2 separate regions of the Homo sapiens genome follow, and region 1 is linked to region 2. Evidence: chromatin loops called from intact Hi-C (ENCODE). Cell type or tissue: chondrocyte. All regions are shown on one strand.

What was found. A loop is a pair of places that touch in the nucleus more often than their neighbours do. Peaks named below come from ENCODE experiments on the same cell type or tissue, not always from the same donor. Only the 100,000 strongest peaks of a DNase experiment are listed, where the experiment ranks them.
Region 1: it touches region 2 in a loop (6-fold over the local background); 25 of 110 quality-filtered maps call a loop at or near these places.

The regions. Positions count from the first base shown.
Region 1 is chr5:33,441,611-33,444,110 of GRCh38, reverse strand. The region is part of intron 1 of TARS1 (threonyl-tRNA synthetase 1); the gene reads right to left. Among named protein-coding and RNA genes, the nearest start is that of TARS1, 1.9 kb to the right of the region's middle. RefSeq lists an enhancer at 2,038-2,500. In chondrocyte, a CTCF peak has its summit at 1,316; no DNase peak of the experiment used is centred here.
Region 2 is chr5:34,918,195-34,920,694 of GRCh38, reverse strand. It overlaps BRIX1 (biogenesis of ribosomes BRX1), which reads right to left. Exons shown (of 10, transcript NM_018321.4): 2 at 2,220-2,331; 3 at 812-855. It also overlaps a transcript of TTC23L not described here. Among named protein-coding and RNA genes, the nearest start is that of BRIX1, 3.7 kb to the right of the region's middle. In chondrocyte, a CTCF peak has its summit at 1,346; no DNase peak of the experiment used is centred here.

The DNA of each region.
Region 1 (2,500 bases), 1.5 Mb after region 2:
GGTTGTAACATGCATCAATACTTGTCATTGTACCTTTTTATTATCAAATAATATTCCATTGCTTACTTATCCATTTATCAGTTGATGGACATTTTGGCCATTGTCTTTTAAATCCTATAAAATGCGTTACTTGTATAATTAAAAAAAAAACTAATTTTAAAATATGACTCCTAATTTCATGCTGAGCTAAAATCCCCCCTACTCCAGAAGTCTGGATTTAATAAACTTTAAAGGTTCATTTAGATTCAATAGAGCCTTTGTTATACTGCAGAAGTGATGTAACTGATCAAGTATACTGGGTAAAAAGAAAAATTGCGGCTGGGCGCGGTGGCTCATGCCTGTAATCCCAGCACTTTGGGAGGCCGAGGCGGGCAGATCACGAGGTCAGGAGATCGAGACCATCCTGGCTAACACGGTGAAACCCCGTCTCTACTAAAAAATACAAAAAAAATTAGCCGGGCGTGGTGGCGGGTGCCTGTAGTCCCAGCTACTCGGGAGGCTGAGGCAGGAGAATGGCTGGAACCCGGGAGGCGGAGCTTGCAGTGAGCAGAGATCGCGCCACTGCACTCCAGCCTGGGAGACAGAGCAAGACTCCATTTCAACAACAACAACGACAACAAAAAAAAAAAAAAAAAGAAAGAAAAATTGCAGGTCTGTGCAGGTTTAAAATGGAAAGATGATAAAATAAGTTTTATATTTCTGATAAGATTATTTTGGTTTTGACCATTTGCCAAATGAACAGGGGTAGTGAGAGAGAGAGAGAGAGAGAGAGAGAGAGAGAGAGAGAGAGGGAGAGAGAGAGAGGGAATCACCACAAAGGTTTTCTGGTTCTAAATACGGCTCCATTTTACAAACAAGAACACTGGCTCAAAGAAGTAACTTGCCCATTTGTATCATTAAGTAATAGAGCTGGGAAATTACAACAGGTCTCTCTGGAACCCTGAGGCCTATGACCCCTTTTCTACAACACTGGGAAGAGAGTAGGCAACTGTTCTCTATTTCCCTGAGTATATATGGTATGTACATCTACATACAAGTAATCTAAAATCTCAACCCAAAAGTTGGGAAACAGAACCGGATTGTGAAGAGAAGCTACAGAATTACCTTTCTCAGGAATGATCTGTCCCTGACTCACTCAGAACAGCACAGGGGTTATTAGTATTGGCTATAGGATACTGGGTTTGAGGAAGGAAAAAAACGGGGATACTGGGTTTGAGCAAGTTACTGTTCCTACGCCTGCTTTCTCATCTGTATAATGGAGATAATAACAGAACCCACTTCACAGCGTTATTAAGAAGACTGAATGAGGCCGGGCGCGGTGGATCACGCCTGTAATCCAAGAACTTTGGGAGGCCGAGACGGGCGGATCACGAGGTCAGGAGATCGAGACCATCCTGGCTAACACGGTGAAACCCCGTCTCTACTAAAAATACAAAAAATTAGCCAGGCCTGGTGGCTGAGGCAGGAGAATGGCATGAACCCGGGAGGTGGAGCTTGCAGTGAGCCGAGATCGCACCACGGCACTCCAGCCTGAGTGACAGAGCGAGACTCCGTCTCAAAAAAAAGAAGACTGAATGAGTTAATTCATGGAATGCATTAATACAGTGCCAAACTCGTATTTAGTACTCAAAATAAATATTAACTATTGTATAATTATTACAGGAAGGAAAAATTACATATGTGTTAACCATACATATCACGTCCAATTAAGAATAGCACAGGAGAATATTTATGGACATGGAAAGTTGTTGACCACATTCTATTAAGCAAAAAAAAAAAAAAAAAAAAAAGTTACAAAACAGTAAAAATATCATTTTATGTGAAAAAAATCTACGTATAGTCACCATTTATCATCTAGAATTAAATTTACATAGTTAGAATGTGCCCGTATGCAGTTTCTCCATTCAATCTCGAGTGGACAATCAAGAAAAAAATTTGGCTTTTAAGTGAACTGTCCTGTCACAGACTTGGGATAGAGGATCCCTTAGCTGAAGACGTCACCACTTCTCACTTGGACTATTACAACAGCCTTCTGCATGTGGCCTAACCTTCTATCCCAATGCCAGCGTGACTTTTACAAATACAATCTTCCTGCTTAAGATCCTTCATGTATAGAATACAAGTTTCAAACATCCTTGTTGCCTAAGATCCTTCTGATTACTGTTCCTTTAACCCTTCTGGCATATCTCTTGCAAACAACCCGAAAGACAATTCACCTGCGTGCCCCTTTTCACTGCCTTCCCTACCTTTACGTGGGAAGCCCCGTCCTGCCTGTTTACCTGGTGAAATCATTCTTCCAAACTAAATTCTAAAGTGCCTTCCTAAACTTCCTCTTCTGTAATACCACAAGGTTGATCACAAAGCACTAGGGCTGTTTTCCTGTCTCTTACACATCAGCCTGTGAGGCCCTCAAAGTCGGGGAACTGGGCCCTATTCATCTTCCCACATGCACCGCCCAGATCAGTGCCGGGCAAAATGTATACTTAACCACCCAAACTTG
Region 2 (2,500 bases):
AATATTAAACACCATCCCTTTGAACAGGTTTTTCCGGTGTAGCCTCAGCTGTCCAAAACCTATAACCTGCTTTATTTCTCCTGTCTTTACTTGAAATTATAAACCTTGTTTATGGCCTGTCTCCATTAGAATGTAAGTTCCATAATGACAGGGACATTGCTCTGTTGAACAGTTTCTACAGCACATAGAATAATGTGGTATTACAGCAGAGGTTCAAAAATTTGTGCTCTAAAGAAGGCTAATAGTGAAAAAATGATCCTAATTCTTCTAAGTTTTGAAAATTTTGCTTTAAAATGTAAATTTATGTTCTGTGCTTCCAGAGGTTAAAAAAAATACCTAAGTGTAGTATCTTAAACAATACTTTGAAAATGTAACCTATTCAGTTTGTAATACCTTAATAGCCAGTTCCACACAAATCACTTTTAATACTGGCAAAACACTTTTTACCATGTGGGTTTTATATATATATATGTTTAATGGACTTATTTTACTTTATATATGTTGACTGATAATTTTTTGAGTACCTACTATGGATTTAGCATAATACTAGACACTACAGGGTTAAAAAATGGGACATAATCCTTCTCCTGAGGAAATTTCAATATGCTTGTTCAGACAAAACAAACAGAAATGAATGAAGCACTAAACTGTGAGAGATAAAAATTTGGAAGACCAGTTATTGAAGAGTTAATAAAATGTGTCTGAATAGTTTTTACAAAATAATTTTTAAAGTCACTGAATGACTTAGTTTTGAAATAAGCCACTGTTAACATTTTAAAAATATTTTGTTGCAATTACTTTCCAAAATTACCTCGTTAATCACAAATAGCTTATCCTTACGATCCATTTTAGTATCTAGAAAAAGAAAAAAAAGAAAAAGCAAGTAAATTAAAGGTGATTTCAAAGTTATTTCAATCAAACCACATATGCTATCCAGAAAATAAAGTGTTTTTACACTCTTCAGTTTAAAGGAGATTTTATTACTAATTTTCAAAACAAGAGCTGGAAACAATCGCTCAAAAATCTTGACTCTTTGTAAATGTAAAGAAAATAAGTAAAATATAGTCTGTAAGAATTAGAAATTATAGTGTAAGCAGTGTTTCTCAATATTTAGGTATTCTAGGAATCCTTTTCAAAAATGGGAAAATTCTCACAAACCAAAGACTGTGTTAAAGGAAACCAGTTTCAATGAAAATATCTTTCACTTTTTAATCTTAGGTGTCAAAGAAAACTGACTTTATGCCCGTGTAACAAACCTGCACATATACTCCTTGAATCTAAAATAAGTTAAAATTTTAAAAATAAAAAACAAAAAACAAAAAAACCCCAAAGCACCTCTCAACATAAGCACAACAACAGCCATATGATGGCGCTGCCACTCCACTGTTCCAAACTTTTTTTTTTTTTTTTTTTTTTTTTTGAGACAGGGTCTTGCTCCTTGCCCAGGCTGAAATGTAGTGGCGCAATCACGGCTCATGACAGCCTTGAACTCCTGGGCTCAAGCCATCCTCCTGCTTGAGACTCCTGAGTAGCTGGGACTGCAGGCAAGTGACCCCCTCACTTGGCTAATTTACTTTACTTTTTTCATTTTTTTTTTTTTTTATTTTGTAGAGACAGGGTTTCACCATGTTGCCCAGGATGGTCTGGAACTCCTGGACTCAAGTGTTCCACCCACCTCGGCCTCCCAAAGTGCTGGGATTACAGGCATGAGCTACCATGCCCGGCCATACTGTTCTTGCCTGTAAAATAACCCACTGCTTAAAAATAAATAAATAACCTGGCATTTAGAAATAGGCTCTGACTCCAACTTAAAAAGTGCTTTGAATTCTATCCCAGGTCCATTTTTCAATAAAAACAGTTAAAAAAAAAAAAAAAAAGGCCCAAAAAGCAACATGTGGCAGTCCTTAGCACTTAGGACAAACCATCCCACCTATCTCAGGACCTTCAGAAGCATTACAGTGAAGGCATTCCTGGACCTTCAAGAAATGTTTCAATAATATTAGGACACCTGTTTTAAAAAGTAAAGAATCTACCTAATGAAATCTAAAGAATTTCTTACGAAATGTTAACTGGAAAAATTGTGGCACTTGAAAGGATAAAAGGCATTGTGTTTTTTTCGTGAGAACACTGAACAAATGAAGAATATATAAAATAAGTGAAAACATAAAAATAGGTAAGTTTATAGATAGAAATTTCTAAAGTATATGATATAAAGGCACCTGCTTTAGAATGAGGCATCAACATTCTCAAGTCCTGCATTAAATGTCTTGTTCTAAAATTTATTCCTCTGGAAGAAAAGATGAGAATCCGTTCCTTATTTTTCCACTTTCCCTAAAGAAAAAGAAAATGTTAAAAGATTTTAAAATCTTATACTGAACTGATCTTGTTTTGTGACAGGGTCTCACACTGTTGCCCAGGCTGAAGTGCTCACGGCTCACTGCAGTTTCAAGTTCCTGGGCTCAAGTAAGTGATCCTCCCACCCCAGCATCTACAGTAGCTG